7 separate regions of the Homo sapiens genome follow, and all the other regions are linked to region 2. The links are chromatin loops, found by intact Hi-C in ENCODE. Cell type or tissue: endothelial cell of umbilical vein. All regions are shown on one strand. Region 1 overlaps SP4 (Sp4 transcription factor). Region 2 has its middle 56 kb from the start of CDCA7L. Region 3 overlaps DNAH11 (dynein axonemal heavy chain 11). Region 4 overlaps DNAH11 (dynein axonemal heavy chain 11). Region 5 overlaps DNAH11 (dynein axonemal heavy chain 11). Region 6 overlaps DNAH11 (dynein axonemal heavy chain 11). Region 7 has its middle 9.1 kb from the start of SP8.

Region 1 (4,000 bases), 490 kb after region 2:
GGGTTTGGCTCTGTGTCCTCATCCAAATCTCATCTTGAATTGTGCTCCCATAATTCCCACATGTTGTGGGAGGGACCCAGTGGGAGATAACTGAATAATGGGGGTGGGTTCCCCATACTGTTCTTGAGAATAAGCCTCACAAGATACGATAGTTTTATCAGGGATTTCTGCTTTTGTGTCTTCCTTATTCTCTCTTTGCCTGCCACCATCCACACGAGATGTGATTTGCTCCTCTTTGCCCTCCACCATGATTGTGAGGCCTCCCCAGCCATGTGGAACTGTAAGTCCAATTAAACCTCTTTCTTTTGTAAATTGCCCAGTCTAGGTATGTCTTTATCAGCAGCATGAAAACAGACTAATATAATGAGAAAATTCAATTTGGATAATTTCTTTTCTTGGCCCTGCTTTTGACTTACCAATAAAAAAAATCTATAGGCTCAAGTTGGTCCACGTCAGATATTCTCTCTTTTTCTTTACATTCTCTTTTTCTTTACGTGTGTGCTTTTACTTTTGAGTAAACTTTGAAAAAACCATTAGTCTTCCTTATTATTGTTACAAACAAATATTAAAACTTACAGGAGCACTGCACTCAATACAATATTGTATTAAACATCCATCTGAAGTAACACAAAGAAGATGCACCTCCATGTCATACCACACACCAAGATACATGCTACAAAGATTTAAAACCAAGTATTAAAAAAAAAGGAAAATATTTCTATAACCTAGAGTTTGAAGGTACTTTAAAAAGTACAACAGGTTATTTAGAAACTATAAAAGAGAGAATAGACAAATCTGACTACACAAAAATAAAATACTTTGTATGACTTAAGATTCCATAAAGTTAAAGGAGAGAAAAAAAAGGTCAACAGAAGCATAAAAACAGTGTGATAAAATTTAACACATTTTGATAAGAGCTCTTGGCAAACCAGGAATAAAAATTTATTTCTTTTACCTGCTATACCCCTACATATAATTAATGGAGAAACTTCTGAACTATTACTTTATACATCAGGAACAAGATAAGAATGCTATTATATATATCATTACTATTTTCAACATAATATGAAACATTCTGACGAAGCCAACATATAAGACAGTAAAATGAACTGAGGTACAATCACTGGAAGAAAAAAATTGAAATAGATTATTATTTACAGTTATTACTATTTACATAAATAATCTGAGAAAATAAACAATTAGAATAAATTTGTCGTGGCCAGATTCACAATCAATCGATAATAAGCAACACCATCCATTAATTATATAAATCAACATGTAATGCAAATGTTGAGGCTACAGTGAGCCACTGCACTCTAGCCTGGATGACAGAGCACGGCCTTGTCTCAAAAAAAAAAAAAAAAAAAAAAAGTGTGTAGACAAGGCCCTGACCCCAGGTCAAACACAAACTCTATGCCAAGCCACAGTTGGCAAGCCTGGTCTTGGTATCTTATTCCAGGGTCTAGCTAGGTTCTGACAGGAGGAACCTGGGATTTCTCTGTACAAAGGTGGAGGCAGTGGCCTACTTAAAAAAACAAACAAACTGTATTTAGGCTGGGCGCGGTGGCTCACACCTGTAATCCCAGCACTTTAGGAGGCTGAGGTGGGTGGACCCTGAGGTCAGGAGTTTGAGACCAGCCTGGCCAACATGGTGAAACCCTGTCTCTACTAAAAATACAAAAAAAGTAGCTGGGCGTGGTGATGCACGCCTGTAATCCCAGCTACTTGGGAGGCTGAGGCAGGAGAATCGCTTGAACCAGGCGGGGTGGAGGTTGCAGTGAGATTTGGATGCTAGGAAATAAATTACCTGCTGTAACTGCCCCGGGTGTGCCTGCCTACCAGACACTCCATCTTGCAAGACCACCATTAAAAGTCTCGCTTCCATTGTTTGTGTCTCCAAGTCCATTCTTTGGGTTTGGACAGGTGAATCTGTGTTTCTCACAAACCTGGGGGCCTGTCTGGGATCTCTGTGCCTGCATGGAGTGGGACTCCAGCCGAGAGGGCAGAGGTGTCCCACCCGATTTGGGTGGCCCACTCTGTCCGGGCATCCTGGCTCCCCACAGAAGCCACAGACAAACCTGAGACTGTTATTCAGGAGGCAGCAGAGGCGACACAGGGAGAAAAGCAGGCACTGCAGCAACCAGGCAACCTCGTGCAGAAGCCAAGGGAGGAAAATTGGACTGTAAGTACTGTCTTGGTGGTTGGGCATTTTCAGAGGTTGAGTGTGTGTGACTGAGATGTACCCTAGATATGAAGCAAGTGCAGAGTCCCAATCCATGGTTCCGTTCTCCCGTGAGGAGAATGGACAAAGAATGGCCAGAGAATGGATGAAGTGATTCCATGGGTGTGCAAGAAACCTCCAGTAGGGGGTGCTGAGAACACAGGGAAAAGCTCAGACACAGACTGACCAAAAATGGGAAACAGAAATTCTAGGCCTAGGGGACAAGGGAAAGAGGGAGCCAAAGAGACTCCCTCTGACATTTACCAGCATAGTCCTATGGCCTAAGTTTGGCTCAGATAAAAATTAGGTGTGCCAAGCTTTAATTCTCTATGTGAATAATAAAACCCCAACCTCACAAGAGACAGGTTATGCTCTCTGCTGGATCAAGGAATTAGCCCCATATTCCCACTTAAAGAAGAAGAAAAAGAGCCTAGTAAAAATCCCTCACCCAGGGAAAAGCCCTGGGACCCTATCATCCATGCCCCTCCATACATCTCACAAAATAGGGGACAGGAAAATCAAGGGGCAGCAGGAGGGTTAGAGGAGGAAAGACCTGGACACCATGGCGGAGCCAAACCAACTGCTCCTCTAAATCCTTATCCAAATTTAAGAAAAGAACACTGTAAGAGGGATATTGAGAACTTCCCTATTCCTTCCACACAGCAGGCACCTAGCATGTTCCCTCTTAGGGGAGTTCCCATGGGACAGGGAGAGACTGGCTTTGTAAATGCTCCTCTTGCAAGTATTGAAATTAGGAATTTCAGGAAAAAAATGAAACCACTCCTAGAAGATCCACTCGGTTTAGCAGACCATCTGGACCAATTCCTAGGATACAGCTCTTACACCTGGGCTGAAATGATGTCCATCAAGAATATCCTATTCATAGGAAGAGAAAGGGGAATGATCAGGAGAGTGGACATGACCATCTGGGAGAGGCAACACCCTCCCAGGCAAGAAGTCTCACCAGCCAAACAAAAATTTCCAAATGTTAATCCTGAATGGGATAATAATGATCCCAGGGACTGCGCCCAAATGTAGGATCTCCAGGAACTAATAATTAAAGGGATCAAGGAGTCCACTCGTAGGACATAGGACACATTCACGATTCAACAAGAAAAAGAGGAAACTCCTTCTGCATTCCTATATAGGCTCAGAGATCAGATGAGAAAATGCTCCGGATTAGATCTAGAGGACCCAGTAGGGCAATGCCTTTTGAAGGTTAACTTTGTAATTAAGAGCTGGCCTGACATTACCAAAAAATTACAAAAGATTGATGGATGGAAAGAGAAACCAACTGAGGATTTACTGAGGCAAACTCAGAGGGTCTTTGTAAGGAGAAAGGAAGAGAAGCAGAAACAAAAAGCAAAAATCATGGTTTCCACTGTGGAAGAGGTAGTCAGAAAAGACTTACATCAAGATCCCCCACTTAGGAGACAAGGGAATTATAGATTTCAACACAAAGAAAGAAGGGAAATGCAGGGAAAAGGTCCTAAGACTATGAGTGGATGTTACAAGTGTGGAAAGACAGGGCATTTGAAGAGAGGATGTCCTAAATGGAAAAAAGAAAAGGTGATACCCCTCATGACTATTGATGAAGACTAGTCGGGGGCAGGAGCACCTTCTGAGTAGATCCCACCAGGAACCCTTAATAAATTTGAAGGTGGGACCTGAGGGAGAAGTGACATTTTTGGTTGATACTGGGGCAGCTCACTCCTCCCTAATTCACCAACCAAGGGCTACAGAACTCTCTAAGGAAAAATTGAAAGTATCAGGGGTAAA
Region 2 (4,000 bases):
ACACTCAGAAAGCAAAAAATTTCAAAATGAGTCGTAGGCCCTGCGCAGTGGCTCACGCCTGTAATCCCAGCATTTTGGTAGGCTGAAGTGAGAGGATCGCCTGAGGTCAGGCGTTCAAGACCAGCCTGACCAACATGGTGAAACCCCATTTCTACGAAAAATACAAAAATTAGCAGGACATGGTGGTGGGTGCCTGTAGTCCTGGCTACTCGGGAGGCTGAGGGAGGAGAATCGCTTCAACCCGGGAGGTGGAGGTTGCAGTGAGCTGAGATTATGTCACTGCACTCCAGCCTGGACGACAGAGAGACACTCTGTCTCAAAAAAAAAAAAAAAATTAATTAAATAAATAAAATAAATTGTAGTTTAAAAAGAAATTGTTGGCAGGCCACATCAGATAAGTAATGCAAAAAGGTTAACATAGTTTTGTCATCTAGCTTAGTGCATGGAATGCCCACAGGCTTTAGCAATGGAGGAGTCTGCATTTTAGGTCGGGCTTTACTGCTTGGTGGCTGTGCGACCCTGGGAAAATTAATTAATTGCTCTGAGATTCCCATTTGCCATCTCTAAAATGGGGATAAAACAACAAATAAAGTGTGTAATGTGTCTGGCATATAGTAGGCACCTATCAAATGGAAATAGCTGATTTTGTTAGTGTCATCTAAATTGTGTTAATACCTTTGCTGATGTTTTGGGAAACTTACAATAAATAGCATACAATTTCATTGGCCATGTAGATAACGGTAGCAAACATTTATTGAAGATTTTTTTTTAAATCTGCCAGGCACTGTCTCCAGTGCTTTATTAATCTGTTCAGCATCCTAAGAACTCTATGAGATAATGTGCCATGATGATCATCATCCCATTTTACAGGCGAGGATATTGAATAAAGAGAGATTAGCAACGTGCCCTGTGCATAGTTAGTAAATTACAGAGCCTAGACTCAAACCCAGACACCAGGTCCATACCCTTGACCAAGCCAAGAATATAACTTCAGAAAAATGCACTGTGGAAGGAAGACTGAGATGCCAGCCTCTACTCTGCTTTTTATGAGGCAAAGTCGCTCCAGCTCTGAGACTTCATCTCCCTTCTGTAATGTGAAGGATCATGCTTGTCCTCACAGGATTACAAAGTCAAGTACAGACATACTGCTTTTTGTTTCCATAATGGTCTCCTGGAAACCACATTGTGAGGTAAATCATTGCCAAGTGTTGCATATTTTCCCATAGGAATGATGTTCTAATTGCAGGTTATATTCCTGAACAAGGCCTCAGAATCAAGCAAATCATTAATATGACCCAAAATGTGTCAAAGGAGAAGATATTAAACAACTATAAACCTTTAGCATCCTTTTAAGAATAAAATTGTCTTCCAGGTTCTGCAAAATAGGCACATACAAACTATTCCCGGGTTAAGCAAGTACATGAAGAGAAAAAGCACTGCTAACAAACTGAGCCCATATGTTGAGTATTCTTGCCTTTAATAACACTTAATTAGTAATGGTATTGCTCTTTTTAGAATTTAGAATAGTTTTGGAGGCAATCATTTAATGGCTTATGGCTTACATTATTGTTTTCTGTGAAAAGCAGAGGCATTGAAAATAACTCCAGTGATCTCCCTGTTCCTCTTAAAATGGGGATTAGTGTTTTCCAGTTTAGTCACTACAGAGTCCAAATATTTAAGGCACCCCTAAGAACTGGCGGTTTGGGGGCAGAGATGCCTCTTGAAACTGGTCTTTTAATTTATTTTCTGTTCTGTGATTCAACTTCGCCTCCACCCCACTCCCCCTCTTCCATGTGAGGGACAGTTAGAAAGATGGGGAACCTAGCAGGTTGGAAAATATTGAGCTTCTTGTTCCGTTGCCGCTTTATTAATAGAAGGTATCTGGGGGTTGATTGAATGGATAAACACCCAAAAGAGACAAAAGTAGAGACCCTACTGTCCACATGAAACTGAAGTGAAATAGTGATGTACATTGACCTAAGCTGTGAGGACTAAAGCATTTGGAACAATGATGATTATGTCTGTTACTAAATAGAAAAATCCATTTACAGTACAATAAGCGTAATATGATTCCATCATTGTAAATAATTAAAACACAAAGAAATTTCAAAGCATAGCTATATTTTAGCAGGAGAATTACAGTGATTATGTTTTCCTTTTGCCGCTTCCCTAAATGTTTTTATCCTTCTACAAAGGGCAGATTCTTTGCGATCCTTTTTTTCTATTTCAAAAGAAAAAGAAACTTGGACTGATAGATGCTTGTCTGTTTCTATTTGCTCTGGTATGAAACCCTTCAGCAACATTTGTAGGCTGGTATGTGGTATGTGGTTTCAGTGCATACCCAGGAATTGACCATGTCTTGCCCTATGATAACATATTAATTAATAAAATAGGGCTGTTCATATCACTAACTGAGAATTGAGATGTTAACATTTTTAGCCCATATGAAAATTTCTAGAGTGTCCTGTAATTCTGAGTTACTCCAGTAGATGGCAGGGTTGTACAAAAACAGCCAATCAATTGAGGCTGAAGGACTAGAGAAAGATTTTTGCTGTCTTTCTAGAAGAGCCCTCCCTCCCTCAATGGACAAATCACCGGAATGAGGTGAATAATAAAAACGGTATTTTCTTCCGTAGTACAATGTGGATGGTGTTAATGGGAAAGTTATTTTATCTATTTAAATACGTATGTATTTGGTAATTCTCAGGCCGGATGTTTTTATCCACGATATTAACAGAGAGGGTTAACCCTCTCTCTCCCCGCCCACCACCAAGTTTAACAACTCTTTGGTTTAAAGAAAGAGGGTCTCAGAAACCTTAGCTGTATTTTTATTTCTTTTCCTATATTACTACTCTGAGGTAAAGGTACGAAGTGAGGGATTGACACCCTTTTTTGTTAAATGTTTTCCTTTGTTTTATATCTGAAAAAGTACAACTGGGTGGTGGAAAGATCAGATGCTTTGTACCCTAAAGGGTTCTCATCTTGGGTTTTCCACTCACCCCCTGGGCTGATTCCCTGATTTCTCCAAGCCCCAGGTTCCTCATCTGGGACAAATGGAGCTAGCAGCAAGTTCCAGATGTGTGTCTCTAGGGATTAGCTGTTTACATACACACAGCTTGCTGACATGCCCTGCACAGCATGGATCCCCAATAAATGGTGGCGATTCATACTAAAATCAGTATTGCCATAGGATCACATTGATGGATTAAACTATCCCACGATTAATTTCTGCTTTTATTCAATCTTCCAACATTGCCTTAAACTGAGGCAAGATAATTTTGCCAGCCTTGAGGTGGGATCTGTGTCTTTTCTTTTCTTTCTTTCTTTCTTTCTTTTTTTTTTTTTTTTTTTTTTTGAGATAGAGTCTCGCTCTGTCACCTAGGCTGGAGTGCAGTGGTGCGATCTCGGCTCACTGCAACCTCTGCCTCCCAGGTTCAAGCCATTCTCCTGCCTCAGCCTCCCGAGTAGCTGGAACTACAGGCGGGGGCCACCATGCCTGGCTAATTTCTGTTATTTTTAGTAGAGACAGGGTTTCGTCATGTTGGCCAGGCTGGTCTTGAACTCCTGTCTTCAGGTGATCCACCCGCCTCGGCCTCCCAAAGTGCTGGGATTACAGGCGTGAGCCACCGTGCCTGGCCCTATGTCATTTCTTAAAGAAGTGTGGACATCAGCAACTACCTTAAAGTGATATATGTATACTAGAGTGCTGTCTTCACCAGAAACAAAATACTGTTGTTTTTTGTTTCGTTTTGTTTTAAATAGGGTCTTACTCTGTCGCCCAGGCTGGAGTGCAGTGACATAATCATAGCTCACTGCAGCTTCAACCTCCTGAGCTCGAGCGATCCTCTTGCCTTAGCCTCCCAAAGTGTTGGGATTACAGGCATGAGACACCATGCCTGGCCACAAAATCCTGTTTTAGTAAAGAAGATGACGGTTATTGCTTAAGCACATGCATTGATGGTGGAGGGATGATGTTTGCCCAGGAGGGCGACTGGGGACT
Region 3 (4,000 bases), 150 kb after region 2:
TGGGACCCATGTTGGACATTAGCAGGAAGCCTATTTAATAAAAATTTCTACTGGCTTTTAGGAAATGTCATTTTTCCTGGGGTGAATAGTGCATTTGAGTACAGCAGGAGATTATCCTTTGCTCGGTATCCTGCCACGGCAGGCCTGTAAACAAAACTTTCACTCTAAGAATTTCTTTAAAATGTCCAACAGCTTGGAGAACCTGCAGAGAAACTGTAGGATATGAGTTTGGAAGAGCCGGATGCTAAGGCTTTTCAGATTTTCAGCCATAGAAGCCAGCAGGCCTCAGCTTTTCTTCACATTTGGTCACCCAGGAAAAATAATAGCCGGACAGTGTCTAATTTGAATGACATCTCTATGGAATTAGGAGAAGCACACATTCAACCATCTCCATCTCCATTTACAATCCCACACAGTCCAACTGCAGCTTATTAAATCACCTGAATTCCACACGCTGGTCCTCTTAGAGGAATTACCAAGTCTGATCACACTGCCCACCCCACATGTCTCATTCGAACAGAGCATTAGAATCTGCCAGGCACCCTCTGCCCTTCCTACCTTGTGCTCTATCTCTGCCACGGTGGTCTTTGTTGCCTCCAATCTCTCTACCAGTTTGGTGTCATCCAGAAAGCTTCCCTCTGCCGCAGAAAGGCGCAAAAGGAGATCGTCTTCCAGATACTTGAGCTCAATTTTAAAATCATTTTGGTGCTTTGTCAATACCAACTAATAAAAACCAAGAAAAGTGTGGGAAATGGTGGTTAAGTACTTTTTTTTTTTTTTTTTTAGAGGAAGTCTTGCTCTGTCGCCCAGGCTGGAGTACAGTGGTATGATCTTGGCTCACTGCGACGTGTGCCTCCTGGGTTAAAGCGATTCTCCTGCCTCAGCCTCCCGAGTAGCTGAGATTACAGGTGCCTGCCACCACATCCAGCTATTTTTTTTTGTATTTTAGTAGAGACGGGGTTTCACCACGTTGGTCAAGCTGGTCTCGAACTCCTGACCTCAAATGATCCACCCACCTAGGCCTCCCAAAGTGCTGCCATTACAGGCGTGAGCCACTGCGCCTGGACAAGTAAATGTTTTTAAACCAGAGTTTCCTTAATCACAAATTTCATGGAATCAGTATATAATAAAACACCCTTAACATTAAAATCATACCAATCACAATTTTTAGAAATTCTTTAAAAAACTTCAGAAGGTATGTTAAGATCTAGTTGCACTCCAGGGTGCAGAGTATAAACGCTTAACAATAATTTAACATCATGAACCACAGGAAGAATCTGTTTAAGAAAACATCAGAAACTTCTGGTTTCTGCTCAGACATATAAAGGCTTAGAAGTCTCATTTCCGTTCTCAAAATAGGAAAAAAACTCATCAACAATTCTTCCTACATACATCAGAGAACGGAGGTCACAGGACAAATTGCCATCCTAAAAACAGGCAAACACAGAGAATCACAGCTTCTCGGGAACACTGACATGCAAGTAGAGCTTGAATTAAAACTTCAGAGGGGCCCAGTCTTCGTAGTCTCTACACTTCTTTGAGTTTTACCTCCAGGAAATGCCATCCGGTTCTTACAGTGAAGGTCAGATAAAATCTACACCAGCTCTGGGCTAAGGATGGGAAAAGTAACCATTATGACATAAGCTCAGAGGGAAAGTAACCATTTTAAATATGTCCAGAACTTTCTGTTCTCCTTAACCAAAGCCTGCCCACAAGGGAAACTACTTGGCCAGTGCCTAATATGACCTGGATGTATTAATCTGCTCTCAAGGTGCGATAAAGGACTTCCTGAGACTGGGTAATTTAAAAAGAAAAGAGATTTAATTGACTCATAGTTCCGTATAGCTGGGGAGGCATCAGGAAACTTACAATCATGGTGGAAGGGAAGCAAACATGTCCTTCTTTCCTTGGCGGCAGCAGAGAGAAGTGCCCAGCAAAGGGGGAAAAGCCCCTTATAAAACCATCAGATCTTATGAGAACTCACTCACTATCACAAGAACAGCATGGAGGAAACCAATCCCGTGATTCAGTTACCTCCCACTGGGTCCCTGCCACAACATACGGGGATTATGGGAACTACAATTCAAGATGAGATTTGGGTGATGTCATAGCCAAACCATATCACTGGGGAAGGCAGAATTCCTGTCCTTTAAAAAAGGCTGAGTAACTCTTCTGAAGGCCACATCCCAGTGATTCACAGCTCCTAAAAAACCCTGAGATGTAATTATAAGAGAAAAGAATGCTTCCCCTCCATAATACCTTACCAACACATTGACAGACTCCAGTATAATATCAGTGGATTATAACTGAGAGATTTGCAAAGCACAGATTCTATTTAAAAATCAGTTTTTAGGGAAACCTAAGGACAACAAGGGAGACAAAAACAAGGACACCAGGTAAAACTGCAGCTAAATGAACATGAGACACAGCCGTAACTCCTAGCCCTGGAAACATAAAACCTCACACTAAACCTCTGTTTACTTTTGTGACAGTTATCTAATACATCATGTCTGGTTTTCAAGGTTTTCAACAAATAAGTACAAGGTATACTTAGAGGCAAAAAAAAAAAAAAAAAAAAAAAGAAGAAGACAGAACGCAAACCTCAGGACAAGACTCAGATGTGGCAGAAATTTTGGAATTATCAAACTGGGAGTTAAAAATAACTACTTAATGTGCTAACGGGTTTAATGGAAAAGTGAACACCATGCAAGACCACATGGGCAATGTAAGTAGAGATAGAAACTCAAAGAATGAAAAGGAAATGCTAGACATAAAAAACAACGTAACAAAAATGAAGAATTTTTTTTCTTTTTCTTTTTCTTTTTTTTTTTTTTTGAGACAGAGTCTCCTCTGTCGCCCAGGCTGGAGCGCTGTGGCGCCATCTCGGGTCACTGCAAGCTCCGCCTCCCGGGTTCACGCCATTCTCCTGCCTCAGCCTCCCGAGTAGCTGGGACTACAGGCTCCCACCACCACACCTGGCTAATTTTTTGTATTTTTAGTAGAGATGGGGTTTCACCGTGTTAGCCAGGATGGTCTCAATCTCCTGACCTTGTGATCCGCCTGCCTTGGCCTCCCAAAGTGCTGGGATTACAGGCGTGAGCCACCGTGCCCGGCTGAAGAATGTTTTTGACGGGCTCATGAGTAAACTAGACACAGTGACAAGAATCAGTATGCTTAGACATATGTCATTAGATACTTGAAAAAAAAAAAGAATAAAAATTAAAAAGGAAAGAATATCCAAGAACTGTGAGATGCTTACAAGGAGAAAAAAGAAAAAAATGAGCAGAAGAAAGATTGGAAATAATGGTAGCTAAAAATTCTTCAAAATTAATGAAAGATACCAAACCAAAGATCCAGGACACCCATAGAACATTAAGCAGGATAAATGCCAAAAAATCAACTCTTAGTCATTGCATATTCAAACCGCATAATATCAAAGACAAAGACAAAATCTTGAAAGAGTCCACAGGAAATAAATTACCTTACCTATGAAGGAACAAGGATAACAATTACATGGAACTTCTCTTGAGAAACTATGCAAAAAGGAGAGTTGAGTAAAATATTTAAAATGTTTAAGGAAAAAAACAATCAACAAATAATTTTGTATCTTATAAAATTATCCTTCAAAAGTAAAGCGTAATAAAAGCTTTCTTAGACCAAGAAGACTGAGGGATTTTGTTGTCAGTAGACCTGCCTTACCAGAAATGTTAAAAAGAAATTTCTTCATAGACAAGAAAAATGATATAGGTCAGAAACTCACATCTATGTAAAGAATGAAAGAGTACTAGAGAAGGAGTAAATGAAGATAAAATATGTTAGTTTATTAATTGAGCTGTCTGTTCAAAACAGTAATAAAAGCAATACAGTCAGTGATTATAACTTATGGATAAACGAAATGAATGACAGCAATGTTATAAAGGATGAGAGGGAGGAAATGAGAATAGTCTATTAAAAGATAACTGCATTACCAATGAGGCAGTAGTGTTATTTGAAAATGGAA
Region 4 (4,000 bases), 380 kb after region 2:
TCCACTCTGTGTAACCGCAGTGCTAACAAATCTGCCAAAGTTGTGGCTTCATTTATTAAAAACTTGACCTGATTGGGGGAAAAAAAGTTAGACTTTATATTCCACATATATGAACGGTTCCTTTTGCCTAAAGGCTGGTGAAATGAATCTTAACTAAAATATACTCAAGTCAGGTGCTGAGTACATCTCTCGTCTTGAAATACGTGGAGAATCTAAGACACTCCTTTTTAACTCACAATTCCTGAGGCGTCACCTGCCGGAAGCAAGGGCCACAGTTTAGTCACATCCGTGCTACACTATTTTCTTTGTTTCACATCTTTCCCTTGTCGGCACGTTTCTTATCTCCTTTGCCCACAAAACCCATTTTTAAAGAGAATCTCATTGTTCATTTATTATAATTTGGTTGAAATCCCAGGAATCAGGTAGTGGCTCATTTGTCTTTTCTTCCTAAAGAACCCTATTCACTGAACATAATTCCCAGCTGCTTCTGTGATTTAACCTAGTTTTATCACTAATTTAATCTCAGTTCATTGGCAAAAAAAATAGTCTTACAGTGTCATTATTCATATTTACCATGTGAAAAATAATTCTCATTTCCACATTGTCTTGTGACAATGACTCCCCTTCTCTCACATTGACTCTCCTTCCCTCCCCTATATTGGGTCCTTGAGACATCCTCAGCTCTTCGACATACCCAAACTCACTCATGTCTCCTGTAAGTGAAGAGTTGAGCCAGCCATATGGGTTGCAGGAAAGCCATTTTCTTTCCGGCTTTTGCTAAGAATATCCAGAATCTGCTTCTTGGAAGCTGCCACCCTCTGCCCCTCCCTACCCTCTAACATTCCTTAGCACCATCCACGCCTCTGCATAAGAGGACCAAATGCCCTGATTTGCTCCGGACTGAGGGGTTTCTAGCAAGTGGATTTCAGGGATGTGATACTTTCAGTGCTAAAATCTGGAAAGTCCTGAGAAAGCTAGATGAGTTTGCCAGACTATCTCTGTGTCAACTTTGGCCTCACTCCAGAGTTGCTGGGAGCCAGGGAGCTAGGTCTGTCCTTGAGAAAGAATGAGGAGAGATGAGTAATAGGGCCACCCTGATTAGTTGTGCAATCTGTGTACTGAACGTGGACACCAGCCCAGATGACAAATGGAGATGGAAGCCAGCCTCCGCTCTGCTGTCCTGGGGACAGCCTGGAGGAGGGTGCCTTTTTCTAAATTGTTGGTCGGATCAGGCGACTTTTTCTAGACAGCAAAAAGGCATAACACAGCAAGTAGAGGCTATGCTGAGGGGGGTCTTTTCATAAATTACACTTCATCTCAGATGATGCAAACCAAGAAGTAACACTTCACAGTCATAAAAAGGTTCATTAGTGAGACCAAGGATACTGACCCCAATAGCTTTCATCAGCTGGTGCCAATGCCTGTCCCTGAGGGCAGGGCTCTGTAACTCTGTGATGGCCCTCAGGGAGGCTGTCATGTCCTTAACTGTGCCTTCCAGGCCCGTGTAAGCATCCCAGACGCGGACTTCCTTGTTGAGTGACCAAATTTCCTAAAGAAAAGTGGAGGAAAAAACCTAGCTCCCAAGATATAACACAGTATATATTAATAATTTGCCTCCTTTGACATATATTTCCCAACTCCTGGATTAGAAAAGAGTGAAAGCATTTGAACTCCTAGACCAAGGAGCAAAACCAGAGAAACGAAAAGGGATCCACTCATTTGTACATTACAAGCCCACTCCGTACAAGCCACTTGTATACACTGCTTTCTCATTCACAAGATCTAACTGAATGTCCCATGAGGAAACACAGGTAAGTAACAGAGTTCACAGGACACGTGCAATGAAGAATGTTTCTTCTATAAACATAAGTAAATGGAAACAGACTGTTATCAGATTACTAAGACCTCCTTCGGAATACATGACTCATTTAAACAACAGCCTTGGAATGTTGATTACCTTTGAGTGCCTGTTTCTTGAAACCTAAATATTTCATCATCTTAAAATGCCAAATAGGTCCTTTGACTTGGCTGGTCCTCTCAGCCCAAGGAAAAACATCAGCAATTGTGAATGAGAAAACCCATAAGAAAACAACTAGAACTTAGCACGAAATAAAGGACAATGTGACCCCATGACATCCGAAAGAATGAAGGGACATTTTAGTTTGGGTCTTTGGGACTGGCATAATATGGGGGAAAATACAGGCGAGAGTGGGTAGAAGCTGAGGCAAGGAAGCCCTGGGGTGGAAAAAAAGCAAATGGTCCTGTCACTTTTAACTGCCTTTCACTGATATGCATTTTGCCTTTATCCAAAGATGCTCTGTCTTCAGAGGGCATACGGCTATGCAGAATAGACATCAAATTCCAATAAGTACCAAATTACAATAGGCTCAGTTCTGTATATGTTGAGCCCCCTTGGGATACCAGAGTCATTAATAAGAACAAAGATCATAGTATTCCGCATAAATCCAGAGGTGGCATGCTCCTATTAGTTGCCCCAAATTCCAGAGCCAAAAGGTACCTTTTCAGATACAAAATGTTTATGGTTGCTAAGCAAAGAAATCAAAAGCTTTCAGAAGCCTGACCCCTTGGCCCTGATAATGTTCCTCTCTGTTCTAGGAAGCTGTAGGAAGCTCATAATTAGAGTAGCTTCTCATAAATTCATTAACCCTAATATGCTTCTATCAACTCACTCACAGAAAGACAGGCTTGATTAGAAGTGCAACTGGCTAAGGGTGAAAAAAACACTGTCTGCTATCACTCTGTTAGAAGTAAATAAGTACATGCAGCCCAATACACCAGATACTAGATTAGGGAAGATGGAAGGAGGTGGTGCTGAGAAAGATAAATTGTTGTAATAGACAGTTATGGAACTCGCCTTGGCAAACCTTCTGAGTTCTACATCCATCTGTTCCACATGAATCTGTCTCCACTGGGTTTTAGTCCAATTATCAATGCTTCTCTGAAAACGCAAAAGCAGATAAAAGTGTCAACAACATTTGGTGAAAGCAAGTCTCTGCAGCAAAATATATAAACTGATGATACACTGTAACTCTATCATCCAGTGGAAAGTCAATTTTTAAAATATTAACTGCACTTGTCAAAACTTCCCTATCACCAAAACAAAAAAGTTGTCAGAACACGTCAAGCTAAAGGCTAAAACATTATGATATATTAATTTCTAGTAGCGATGATAAATTCCATACACATACCATCATTATCACTTAATCCTGTGTACTTTGAATAAATTGATAAGTAGATTATTAAATAACAGACTTTTATAATTCTACATGTAACTAAATAAGCTTTCACATGACAATTTTCAACCATTATAAACAAAACTCTCATCAACCATTTCTTGACCATATTTTATATTTTGTTAATATATTTCTATATGGCTTTCAACTAACATAAAAGATTATAGTGCTTGTTGCAATATGCCTCATTCCCTAGAACTTACTTTTTCACTTAAGTTTTTAACTTAATTAACCACATACAAATTATTTTTAGGAAGGGTCTGTTTGTGTATGCCCAGGCATGTAAGTATAAGCATAGGAATATGTATGAGTTGGTATGCACAGATGACTACACATGTAATATATATTTATATATTAATTTTTATTTTATTTATATTCTTTACAATCTCCCCAAAGGATTTGAGGCAGTCAGCTTATTAAACAAAGTTTCATCCTGAACTAAAAATAAAAACAACTGGTATTCAAAGAAGAATCATCCACTAACAGAGATACATGAACTCTAATTTGGGGCTGGGGTGAGGATCTAATTTCCACATATTTCAAGACATTATAAAACCCAAATAGAATAATATAGGCTCCACAAACTGCATATGTAAAAGAACTACTAAATAAAAAGCATGTTTTGAAAAAGCACATCTTACTCGAACATAAATAATGACATCCCACAGTCCCTTGAGCAATTTTATTTCTTTGCGACACTGTTTCATTTGTTTGTACTCTGGAAGAGCCACTTCAAAAAGACGAGT
Region 5 (4,000 bases), 310 kb after region 2:
GTTCTCTTACAGACTCCTGCTAAGTGCATACATTGGCAGAGTACTTTTGAAAAGCAGGTCATCAATAGGGATTTTAATCATTCACTTAAGTAATTCTACATTTAGAAATCTATTCTGAAATAAGAGTAATTTTTCATGTGAATAGAAGTTTACAGCCTGCTACTTCATTATAATAAAAAAAAGGAAAAGACAAACCCTACATAACAGACAACAGTGAATGGTTAAGAAATTTATGAACAAGGCATGAGAGGGACTATTTTAGAGCTACATAAAATGATATTTCTAAAGGTTGTTTAATAATATGATAAAATATGTCAAAATATTAAATGAAGAGAACTAAAGAAAAATCATGCCTACTGTAATATCTTAATCCCACAAAATATAAATTATAAAAGGAGGCTAGAAAACATAACAATCATTATTTCTGGATGGTGATGTAACTTTTTCTTTATTCTTTTCTATATTTTCCAAACAGCTCATAATTTATGAAAGATTCTGGACCAGGGCCCTCAGGGAGGGGACCCTGCGGCTAGAGTGGGCTAGGCCCTGGCTTTGCCCGTCAGATTTGAACGAATGTGTGTCCCTTGAGCCCAAGGAGAGCGGCAGGAGGGGTGGGACCAGGCTGGGAGGACAGAGCCAGCAGCTGCCATGCCCTCCTGCTCCCCCCACCCCAGCCCTAGCCCTTTAGCCTTTCACCCTGTGCTCTGGAAAGGCTACCAAATACTGGCCAAGGTCAGGAGGAGCAAAAATGAGCCAGCACCAGCGCCTTGGCTTTGTGTTAGCATTTCCTCCTGAAGTGTTCTGTTGGCAATAAAATGCACTTTGACTGTTAAAAAAAAAAAAAGAAAAAAAAAATTATGAAAGATTATGTTTATAATAAAAATATGCATTACAAAATAGCTAACAGTAAATATGCAAATATACCACGTAACTTTTAAATACTGATTTTGAGTCCTGGTTTTATAATTCAAAAGGGTTAATTTATCATGGTGAAAGTTCTGTCTATAAAAGGAGCCCAAGGAAATCATATAGGATTTTCCTTAGGAATTTTCAAGTAAAAGCAAACCACTTAACAGTGCAAACCAACAACATTAGGTGGCATGAGTGCACCAGATGCTAAGCCACAAAGCATAACACTTGCCTGAAAAGAGCTTTGAGATTTTCCGGTAATTCGGTTCGACCAGCATAACCCGGGTTCATAGTAATAAATATTCCAACTGATGGCTTCAGTGTGATAGCTTCCCCAAGAAATACAAATCTACCATAAAAAGAATGTTGATGAAATTAAATGTGTTCATTGAATATGAATGCACATTGACAAATGCAAACCACTGCAAAATGCAAATTATTAGGAAGCTGTTTATTCTGTGTAATTTTCTTTAAAATTCATAAGCCCATACATATTTTGAATATGTTTTGAAGCATATTTATTAAAAATACCCTCCCTTTTCCTGGAGGAATTATAAAAATGGGAAGTATTCTTTTTTATTTTAGCATAGCCTTAGTATCCTAGAATATAAAAATAAAGACTTGACTATTTTAACATTTAATGGAAGGAGGTGATGGCATTTTTACCTTCAACATGGGCTGCAATTCCTTGAATGGGATGCTGCATAGACAGAGAATGCCCATACTAAGAGGAGAAAGGGACGTCCTGCTCAGTCTTAAGTTTTGTCTATTTCTTCAACTTCTCTTCCTCTTTCCCTCCATACCTTTCATTGACTCAAGAAAAATCTATTAAATATCACTGAGAGGTACAATAGCTCTGGAGCCAGACTGTGAGTATTCAGATACCAGGCATATCCCTTTTAGGCAAGTTAATTATCCTATGTTCCAATTCCCTCATCTAGTAAAAATAATAATCATATTACCAACCTTATTGGATTCTGCAAGGATTTAAAAGGGATTATAAATATAAATGGGTAAAAGTATAATGCCTAGAACATGGAAAATACTCAAGAGATGTTAGCTATGACTAATGCTATTACTGTCACTTAAAGGCACTGGAGAAACAGTGAAAGATTTGCGTTGGAGAAATAGTGAAAGATTTTCAGAAAGATCTGTGAGGACCCAAGTGGGTTGCTGCTGGCCAGGGCAATGAATGGTAATGTGCTATGGGAGCCATATTGAGAGACAGGTAGAGGGAAACTTTCAAATGAGGGTAAACGAGACAAAATATAAGGCTGATCTCTTGCATTGCTGAGAGGGGAGGGCTGAAGCAGTTAAGGAGCTGGGTCTGCATCATGAAAGAGAAAACACAGAAAGAAACCACAGTGTTTAGGACTAAGGGTGCTTTAGACACTAGGTAATTAGGAGCAGGTGGATTTTGTATAGTCAAGATAAAAATGGAGAAAACTTCATTTCCCAGAATGTCAGGCTAGGGAAGGCAGACAGGCTGGCAGGGCCGCTCACACGCAGAGCGGTGGCTCTTGCCACAGAATAACTGCCTCTTCTCCCATTGTACACAGGAGGGACAGCCACAGTCAAAGGTGTGGACCTCCAGAGGGTAGAGCTGGCAAGGCACTAGAAGGCTTTGTAATTGAGGCATGGTCCCATCTCTTAAATCTTCATGTGTACAGAGAATTTAATAAGCTCATGAAGTCAAGAAGGAGCAGAGCTGTCTGCATATGGGCTAAAATAAGATGAAGAGAGCAGACCTACAGACATTCAGACAAGAGGAGACTACCAAGGAGTATTCTCGGCAATTTTCAGAAATCAGTACATGGATCAGTTACATAAATCTCCATAAGAAAGGATGGCCTCAAATGACATCTGGGTTACATCAAATAAAAAGATTTTGACTAAAAGCTAGATAAAATATAGCTGGAGATCTAAGAACAAATAACTGAGCCTCTCTATCATGGCCTTAGAGATGGGACAGGTCAGGAAACAGACACCTGAACACAAAAAACTGGGACCCAAGGCCCACGTGGCAGAAGGACTGAGAGATTTTCTAGAATGTAGAAATATCCAGATGTATCTCCTGATAACCTGGAAACTTCTACAACAGGTAAACAGTCCAAGAGGCTAGATAATCCTTGGGACATTGAAAATGTTCCTATGGACAAGCTAGCTGAGAAAAATATTCTAAAAACTAAGGGGGCACAGGTGGGCCAGATAAATAAGATTGCCCTGTTGATAAAAATGTTACAAAGAGAACCAGAATTGTGCTGCATACTATACTAATTTATTTCTCAAATTAAGCCATCAAACGTAAGTGCCAGCTGTGTTTTGCTTTTTGGAATGTGGCATTGTGTTGAGAAGCATTTAGATTTCGAACATAATTTGAAAGGTCTTGGCCCAAGTTACTGCAAGAACATGAAGGTATAACCTATTGGGATGAGACAACTAGCAAAGAAGGAGTTGGTGGAAGGACTAAGATTTTTATTTTGGATATATTAAATATGAGAAGCCTGGGAGACCTCCAGTAGAGCCTTGGGATGCCCCAGGCAGTTGTTTAGGTCAGTCCAGAGATGAGGAGAGAGGAAGCCTGGGCATCTGGTAGTCAGCAGCATAGAGAGAGTTTTTTTAAAGCCCTGGGACTAGTTGAAATCAACAAGGGGAGAAAATATAGAGAAAGTAAATCCAAAGACTGGGGCCTGTGATGCCTAACGTGAGTTGGGTTGGCCAGGAAATAATAACAATAAAACATAATAGGAAACACGGATATAGTGCTTACTATGTGGTAGGCATTTTTCCAGGTACTTTGCATTTAATCATCACAGTAGTCTATAAGGCAGGTACTCTTCTTTCCCCCATTTTATAGATGAGAAGAAACCAGCAATGAAGCGCTGTGAGGGGAGAGAGATGTAGGAGAGGTGTTGTCCTCAACCCACGTGAAGAAAGTATATCATGCAGTGGAGAATAACCAACTGCATCAGATGCTGCCAGAGGTCAAGAAAGATGAGGACTGAGAACTGATCAATGGAATGAGCATCTTAGAAGTCTTTTGGGTTTTTTGGAGAAAGGGTCTTGCTCTGTCTCCTAGGCTGGAGCACGG
Region 6 (4,000 bases), 230 kb after region 2:
TCGCCCTTCGAGGGAGCAGGGGCCTCAGGACTGAGGACACAGATGTGTAAGAGGAGCAGACAAGTCACTAAGGGAGGAACAGCTCTACCTTGGGATCTCGCCACAGTCATTAGCCAGAAAATGATGCCCTCACTGGAGGTTGAGAATCTGAGACCAAAAAAGATACTGGTCCATCCTAGGATGATAAGAACCTTGACGACAAGTACCGTGCACTGAAGAAGTCAGAGACAAGAGAGGCAATCCGCTGTGTCTGCTCCCTTCAATATCCCACACTACCTTACACTGAGTCAGGCCAGGAAGAGAACGTTTCACCCTAATCCAGCTGTGAGTCGGCCAATCCCATTGTAGGCTTTTGAAAGCAGTAGCAGTGTATTCTTGGTGTCATGAAACTGTAAATTTCACCAGCTGGCATCTTATAGAAATGGATTTAGTAGTGCTTCAAAAGGAAATATATTTTTCTGTTAAACAGCATAAATATTACTCAGTAATAACACATCCTGGTCATACCTGAGAGGCTGTGGTTTTTAGCTTTTGGATGCCGTTCACCAGGCGTTCTTTTTTCTCGGATACCTCATTTTGCTTCTTCTTCAACAGGTTCTTAAACAGTGATATTTGTTCTAGAAAACTCTTTGGGGTGGTATAGTTGTGTCTTCTCTCATTCTGGTAATATCTGGTACTCATTTCATTTACAGTGGTGTGAACATGTGCCATGAAAAGGCTAATAGAGTCTTTGTGCACTGGCTGAAAACACAAACATTACAGTTCATGTGAAATCCTCTCAAATTAAAAATACAACTTAAAAAAAATCAAGTAAATGATCATTTTTTTTCTAAAAGTCAGAAAAAAAAATGATAGTATAACCTACGAAAACTTATTTAATCTTTAAGCGCTATCCACAGGATTTGGGAGATTACAATAAAGCATTCAGCTTGAGTAACCTTCTTCTTGCCAAGTAGGACAAAGGGTTTTTATGTGCTCCACATACCAAATACAAAAGCCAGCATATACAGATCTTCACAACTTGATTTTTATCTACCGAGTGTGTGAAAGAGAAGGTGGAGAAACAGACACAATATCCTGAGAAATATTTCTGCCATTGCTTTCAAACTAAGCTTTAGACAAAGAGAAGCAATAACCCTGCAAAGTCACTGAAAAAAAAAAAAAAGCCAAAACTTAGAAACTCACAGTTTTATGAGAACTCATGTAAAAACAAACTGGATAGTAGGGTATAAATGTCACTGCTTCTGGGAGAAAAATATCATGATCATTTCTATTCATATTTGGGAAAGAAAACCCACAAAAAGAGCAACTCTCCTTCAATGAGTTACTGGAAGACCCCCCACTATACATTCTTTCCATTTTGTCCTCTATGACTTCTGAAGTAGTTAACTTTTTAATTTGCAGAGTCACATCTCCCTCATTTTAATGATTATTTATTGCATTCTGTACAAGATGAACCAGGTTCAGTTAATCAAGGGAAGCCTACAAATCAATTAATATGAATTAAATGAGCTACACCAACTCTTAGGAAAGTCACACATAATTTACCAAAGTGTTGTCAATAATGCTCAGACGTCTTTGGGAAAATTGCACACACGTGGCTGGTGATGCAGTCAAACATTTCAAACCTGCACCATTAATATTACAAGCAGAGGTGTGAAGAGAGACCAGCCAATTCTTGGTGAAAAACAACTGCTCCTGAACAATGTCTTTAAACAATCAACTTTCCAACATCACGACAAATTCCCGAGTGGGTTTGGAATACCCACATATTGCATTGTGCTGCGTATTAAAAATCCATCTCACTAGTAACTGAAATAATGTATTACTAAAACAAAAGTTAAAAATAACGTGATATAAATTCCAAATATTCTTGGTTTCTAGTGGACCCCAGATACAAATATATTTCCAAACAGTGAACTCAGAAAAATAAAATTTATGAAGAAGTTTATATAAACTTCATATAAATCATAATCCTTTGGAGACTTTATTTTTACAAGAGCTTGACTTCAATACAGACATGTGCAGGAATTTACTCCTGTCCTGTCTTGTTTTAATGGGAACTAAAGGTACACACATACCTTTCTACAATATAGATAAATAATTCCTCAGCCAAGTGTAACCTCCTTACAGGAAGGGAAAAAAAAAAAGAAAGAAAGAAGAAAAAAAAAAAACACTCTGGCCTCTGCCCAACCATGATCCTTATGAGGAGGCTCCTTGGAGGCGCTGAAAGCTCTCTTTAACAACAGTTTCATTTGTAAATCGGGGATGGAAGAAGTGGTTTCCGGTAGAGCTGAAAGTGGCCTGAGACAACTTGTCTCAATGGGGCAAAATAACTATTGTTATCAGGCTTAACAAAATGGCACAGCATGGGAGACTCGCTGAGCCAGGGAGCAGCTGGTTGTAATTCACACTGTTTTTCAGAAAACTCTAATCGTTCCAGAACAGACCTCTTTGATGACTGGTCTTCCCTGCATTCTCAATTTGTCACTTTCTCTTATGATAAGGTCAGTAGTGACAGCACTTCCTGACATTAACAGCTGTGGCTTTTAAAAGGGTCATTGTAGAACTACTAATTGCAGTAATTTCATTAGCATAAATTATTTATTCTGCCATTCATTTATCTCCAGTTATTTTATTTTATTATTTTTTTTTGTGGGGGGCGTTGGGGGAGAATTGAGAGGAGTTGCTGCTGGTGCTGCCGCAGCGAGGGCTACGCAATGCTGTATTTTTCACTTTGAGAGACGTGAGGGGAGAATATCATTCCTGCTAGATTTGGCCTCTTAATAAAAACCAGTTGATAACCACTTATAGTCATTTAGCAGCTAATCATGATGATGGCAAAAATAAAAATAAGCAGAGTGCCAGTATCGAATGGTTATAAACTCAAGGTTTCCCCACTAAGATGCTCTGGAAAACGATGCTGTCTCCAACGCATAATCAAATGCAAAGATGAAACTGCTTTCCCTCACATTAAGAAAACGTGTTTAATTTCTACTCTCTCAGTTGGCTCACTGTCAACACAAAAACATAAACAGATCTCTGCTATTTGGTGTGACAGTTCTCGGGCAGGAGTAGTCTCTGCCACACCAAGTACTCCAGCCACCTGGCACTTCAAGCAAGTGCCCAGTATATTCCTCTTGAAAATGACAAACAGCAGAGTTGAATATAAACCAATACCCAGAGGTCAGCACTAAATCAGTTTAGGATTTTATACCTTCCCAAGACCAGCAAAGATGACTACATTGGTCTGTAATACTAAATTTGGGCTTTCAAGAGCACTGTATTCAAGGGAGGGAGGGAGGAAGGGCAAAAGAGAAAGGGGCAGGTGAAAGAATCTATTTTCTCTCTTTTTGAAGTGTAACTTGGGACAATTTTGTCACATTAAATGCCATATACCTACAGTAAGTCTTGAACATTTTTCTCAGAAATTATTTCTGTGTTAAATTTTAAATATGTCAAACTGATGTGCTACACAATCTATTTGATCTTTTTGCTCCTTTTAGGGCTGGTAGAAGAATATATTAATAAGATATTTGTGGTTGCATGGTGGCTTATTAAAGAAAGAAAACTTACAATGCATAAAATGGGCAGTGTTGCATTTTAACACTTGTCCTAAGCTCTTCATAGTGCTGTTTTGCTCTGAGAAGAAGATTCCGGAGGGAGCCAGGGACAAAGGGTTTGAATCCTAGGACCTGGGCTAGATTTCCAGTTCTGAAAAATCTGGTAAGATACTGCATACCCTCCTGTACTTCTTCCTGCCCACAAAATTGCTCCTTTAAAAATTCTGTTTCCTTTCTTCTTTTACTGCTTTCCCAATAGTCAAACATTCATGCAATAGTCAAAAGAAGGATTTAAGACTATGGGCTCTGGTGTCAAACTGCAGATGTACCCCTTACCAGCGGCATTATTTACTCTTGGGCCTCCATCCCAGGGGAAACTACTGGTCCCTCCTCATGAGGCTGGTGATGAGAGGTGGTAAGCAGTGCAAATTCACAGC
Region 7 (4,000 bases), 1.2 Mb after region 2:
ACAGCCTCAAAAAGGGATTGATTTGATGCAGGTATTTTGAATAAACTGTGGTTGTTCATTTTACTACTGATTTTTGCTGCTTCTGTCCAAACAGGCATTATTTCTCTTTACACTCCTAAGAAAAACCCAGATATTACCAACATCTTTATCCTTCTCTCTCTTTTTAAAAGTATGGTTTCTGCAGTTGCTTCCTTCCTTCCTTTCTTCCTCCTTCTCTCCCTCCCAATCTCCCTCCTTTTTAAAAAATGGCGCAGAAGATCAATTCTGTGCCTGTATTTCAAGAAAATGGTGTTAAAGTAAGGAATCGAAATATAGTAATGCTGTACCCATTTTAAAGTCAGGGCTTTGGTTTTGGGTGGCATCTTTTGAAGACTGCTCAATATAAATAGTTGATGTTATTTTAAAAATAAGATTCAGAATTTTCTCCCTGTTTATTCCCTGCTTCCGGATTAAAGGAAAGCCGCTAATTCCTTGCCATCCTGGACCCTAGCCGCTGCGGTTTAAGGGGATGCGCGTCAGTGGCCATGTCTTTAGATTCGCTGCTCTCCCTGTGAGCAGAAATGTTGATTTGCTGCAGCGGCGGGGAGGGGGGATCTATTTTTCCCTAGTCCCTCGGCGCATGTTTAATTTAATTTAATTTTCTGCGGAGTCTCTTGGCGGTGAGGAAAGCAGCCTTATACATTTTGCTTTGGTTCCTAACGAACAGTGGGAGAGCTCTAGGGACAGCGGGGAGGGCTTGAGGTGACCTAGAACTCGGAATAAAGCCCCGCTACAAGCTGTCGCTTTTTCCTGGTATTCTAGTACCGTTTTTGAAAGTCCATCTACCGGAAATGTTGCTTTTTTTTTTTTTTTTTTTTTTTGAGATGGAGTTTCGCTCTTGTCTAGGCTGGAGTGCAACAGCGCAATTTCGGCTCACTGCAACCTCCGCCTTCCGGGTTCAAGCGATTCTCCTGCCTCAGCCTCCCCTGTAGCTGGGATTACAGGCGACCGCCACCACGCCCGGCTAATTGTGCATTTTCAGTAGAGACCGGTTTCACCATGTTGGCCTGGTCTCGAACTCCTGACTTCAGGTGATCCGCCAGCCTCGGCCTCTTAAAGTGCTGGGATTACCGGCGTGAGCCACCGCGCCCGGCCTGGGGCTGCCGCTTTTAAAAAGCCCATTCCTCAACTTTGCTTCTCAGGCACCAATTTCTTGCTGCGCGGGAGGAAACGCTGGCAGCGACCTCTGCTTCTCTCGCAGGGCGCTGAGCCGAGGTCCGGCCTGCCCAAAGTTCCCTTCGTTCTCTTTTCGAATGAATTCTGCGAGAGGTTTTGAGCCTGGGAGGATTTCCCTCCCTTTCTAAACGCTACCCTCCGCTTTCCTCTTCCCAGCTCCTCGAAGTGCCCAGTACATTGAGAAAGACCCCGGGGCCCTCCCGGGGAGGGTTCCGAACTGGCGATCCGCACGGTCCGCTTGCACGTAGCAGCGAAGAGTGAGGTGGTGGTCTGGGGTCTCCCCGCGAGCCCTGGCCCCGGCCCGGGCCCGCCGCTCCCCTCGGGCTGCGGGCCGGAGCAGCCCATCGCCGCGCCCACCGCACACAAAGGCACCGCGGCCGCCTCCGCCCGCTGCACGGACAGCGAGCGCCACCCTGTGCCCTGCTCCCGTTCTGCAGCGCGCTCAGCGCGGGCAATGCCGGCCAGACCCGCCCCGCCAGTCCCGGGCCTCTGACCTTGGGCAAACCCACGGTGGGAATGCGCGGGGAGCCTCCCCCCGCCCCGCTCGCCTGTGGGCTCTCAAAAGACACTCGGGCCGGACGGGGTGAGGGATTCCCCTGCCTTCGCTTCCCTCCCTCGCTTGCTCTGTAGTTTTCCCGCACCAGCCCGCTGCCCTGCGCCATCCTAGGGCCTCGGAGCCCGGGGAATCTGTCCCATCCTGTCACGGGGTGCCGCGCTTGATCTTTCTGCCCGTGCCACCGGAGGCTGCTGCGGCGTGGACAGACTCAGATTCTTCTTCCTGAACTTGTTCAGCTTTCTCTCTGTCCTGGCCCACGACTGCCTGCCTTTCTTCACCTCCTGTGCTCTTTTCTTGGCCAAACTGCTTTGTGTTCACTCGCACCCGCCTCCTCTCCCCAGCGACGTCAAAGTGCAGCGTCCTCCATAGGTGGCAAGATTTATTCTTGTCATTTTATCATGGGGTTGGCAGACTCGACGAGTGAAGGAACTTGCCCACATTTCCCCACACTGTTATCATAAAGAAGGCGCAATTAAGTGTGACTGGCTGTGAAAACTCTGCGCTTTTTAGTTTCAGGATATCAAAAAAGTTTAGCTACCCTGGGACTAACAGAAAAAGTGATGGATAGATAGGTGGATGGACACAGATGTAGAATCACTGAACCTGTTGAACAGAACTCTACTGCATTGCACCCAAAACCCAACAACCTCTCATGGGCTTCCTTCCCAATGCTCTTCTCTCCCGACTCTGGGCCTCTGGGTCTTTGGGGACTGCTACCAACATTCTGAAGGTCCCTATTCTGGTGACATCTGAAAGGAGATCAAGATAGATCAACCCTTCGGAGAAGAGCGTCATGCTCCGCTTAAAGGTCTTTATTTGGAGAATGTACCTGCCTCTCCCCGGGCTGCCTGAGGAAAGGAGCTGGCTCCTGGTAAACCTTTCCCCAGCCCCACCCCCTGACTCTTTTAGGCGCCTCTAGGTCTTAGGCCTTCTGGTCTTGGAAGTCATCGCACAGGTTCGGATCTGTGGGTTCCACTTTGTATTCTCGAGACATGCCAAGGATTAAACTTGGCTTTTATGGGTGGTTAGATACGCACTATGTACATGCATTTAAGGCATCCTGTGATGAGGCTGCAGCATAAATCTTCTCCCGCACTTATATTGAAAGAGCTCTCGGAGACGCACACCTGCGCGTGACAGGGCTCCAGTCATGTCCCCTCGTGGCTAAATCCACGGGCTCCACTGACCCCAATCCCCCACAGTGGGGAAGGAAGGAGGGCCGCCTATCTTCGCTTGCAAGCCCCTGCAGCCGCCGGTAGAAGCAATCTGGCTTCCCGGAGCTCCAGGATATAATTGACACGTCCACCTCCGGAGCCGCCACCACTCTCCTCCCTCAAGCCAGCCGGCGATGTGAGCCCACACCCCCACCCCCTCTCTCCGGGGTCCGGAAAGCTGGGAAGCGCTGGAATGCCGCGTTCTCTCACCCTATTGTGCCTAGGTGTTGCAAACCACTGGAGGACAGAGCTTCGCGCTTTGATCTCATGTCCCAGTCATTCTTTAGCACAGAGGGGTGAGTTTAAATTAAATTTCTTTCTCTGCTGATAAGTCGTAATGGGCCTCAGAAGGTGAATAATTATGCAGTAACATTTCATGGGTTGTTGGAGTGGGAATTCCCACTGCGCTGTCATCAAGAACAGAATTTCCCTCGTACGCTCAATGCTAAAAGAAGCTTTGCAAGTAAGCCACAAGTGTCTTTCAAATCTCGATGCAGATGATCTAGTCCTTCCCTACTCACCTTTCTTGCCCCTACAAATCTGTGTCGTCCTTTATTTTTTCATTCGTAGTTTATAAGTGGTTTACGAATACTTTTAAAATCAGTGCTAAAGGATCTTATATTTGAGGTAAAAAAAATACTTAGCTTTGATGATTATGCATTTCTATCAAGACAAAGCACACACTGATGAAAGCTGGGGCCGCATTTTCCTGGGAAAAGGCAGATGAGCCACCTGAGATTTATGTCCAAATACCTGGATTTAGTCTGGCCAACTATCTTCACTTCTTTTAGTGAAATAGTGCTTTTTGGTTTGATTCCTGAGGAGAGTCCGGACCCGAAGTTGCTGCAGGGATAAGATTTGATCATTAGTGTTCTGAAGGTATCTAGTTGCAGTTGAGAAATTGACTTTCCATGCAGGAAGGTTAAAAGGCAAAATGCCTTGGCTGCTTCACTCAAAATAGCCACCTGCCTATTAGAAAATGTGGACTTAATTCTTGGAGATATCAATTTATATT

What was found. Peaks named below come from ENCODE experiments on the same cell type or tissue, not always from the same donor. Only the 100,000 strongest peaks of a DNase experiment are listed, where the experiment ranks them.
Region 1: a loop joins it to region 2, with 8 times the contacts of the local background. A loop is called at or near these places in 8 of 110 quality-filtered maps.
Region 3: a loop joins it to region 2, with 4 times the contacts of the local background. A loop is called at or near these places in 4 of 110 quality-filtered maps.
Region 4: a loop joins it to region 2, with 6 times the contacts of the local background. A loop is called at or near these places in 2 of 110 quality-filtered maps.
Region 5: it touches region 2 in a loop (13-fold over the local background); 3 of 110 quality-filtered maps call a loop at or near these places.
Region 6: it touches region 2 in a loop (4-fold over the local background); 31 of 110 quality-filtered maps call a loop at or near these places.
Region 7: a loop joins it to region 2, with 15 times the contacts of the local background. A loop is called at or near these places in 16 of 110 quality-filtered maps.

What each region holds. Positions count from the first base shown.
Region 1 is chr7:21,506,179-21,510,178 of GRCh38, reverse strand. All of the region lies in intron 5 of SP4 (Sp4 transcription factor), which reads right to left. Among named protein-coding and RNA genes, the nearest start is that of DNAH11, 35 kb to the left of the region's middle. In endothelial cell of umbilical vein, a CTCF peak has its summit at 2,344 (motif pointing right); a DNase peak (open chromatin) is centred at 2,368.
Region 2 is chr7:22,000,085-22,004,084 of GRCh38, reverse strand. No RefSeq gene overlaps it. Among named protein-coding and RNA genes, the nearest start is that of CDCA7L, 56 kb to the right of the region's middle. In endothelial cell of umbilical vein, a CTCF peak has its summit at 2,480 (motif pointing right); a DNase peak (open chromatin) is centred at 2,594; H3K27ac peaks cover 628 bases.
Region 3 is chr7:21,849,190-21,853,189 of GRCh38, reverse strand. It overlaps DNAH11 (dynein axonemal heavy chain 11), which reads right to left. Exons shown (of 82, transcript NM_001277115.2): 67 at 559-723. Among named protein-coding and RNA genes, the nearest start is that of CDCA7L, 95 kb to the left of the region's middle. In endothelial cell of umbilical vein, no CTCF peak of the experiment used is centred here; DNase peaks (open chromatin) are centred at 1,579 and 2,079; H3K27ac peaks cover 1,409 bases.
Region 4 is chr7:21,615,168-21,619,167 of GRCh38, reverse strand. DNAH11 (dynein axonemal heavy chain 11) reads right to left here. Exons shown (of 82, transcript NM_001277115.2): 21 at 3,896-4,000; 22 at 2,876-2,959; 23 at 1,391-1,549; 24 at 1-68. Among named protein-coding and RNA genes, the nearest start is that of DNAH11, 74 kb to the right of the region's middle. In endothelial cell of umbilical vein, no CTCF peak of the experiment used is centred here; a DNase peak (open chromatin) is centred at 1,887; H3K27ac peaks cover 1,785 bases.
Region 5 is chr7:21,688,023-21,692,022 of GRCh38, reverse strand. It overlaps DNAH11 (dynein axonemal heavy chain 11), which reads right to left. Exons shown (of 82, transcript NM_001277115.2): 35 at 1,142-1,258. Among named protein-coding and RNA genes, the nearest start is that of DNAH11, 150 kb to the right of the region's middle. In endothelial cell of umbilical vein, no CTCF peak of the experiment used is centred here; no DNase peak of the experiment used is centred here.
Region 6 is chr7:21,770,507-21,774,506 of GRCh38, reverse strand. It overlaps DNAH11 (dynein axonemal heavy chain 11), which reads right to left. Exons shown (of 82, transcript NM_001277115.2): 56 at 508-741. Among named protein-coding and RNA genes, the nearest start is that of CDCA7L, 170 kb to the left of the region's middle. RefSeq lists enhancers at 2,081-2,689, 2,123-2,755. In endothelial cell of umbilical vein, no CTCF peak of the experiment used is centred here; no DNase peak of the experiment used is centred here.
Region 7 is chr7:20,775,806-20,779,805 of GRCh38, reverse strand. No RefSeq gene overlaps it. Among named protein-coding and RNA genes, the nearest start is that of SP8, 9.1 kb to the left of the region's middle. RefSeq lists enhancers at 2,507-3,087, 3,088-3,670. In endothelial cell of umbilical vein, a CTCF peak has its summit at 1,645 (motif pointing left); no DNase peak of the experiment used is centred here; H3K4me3 peaks cover 477 bases; H3K27me3 peaks cover 3,670 bases.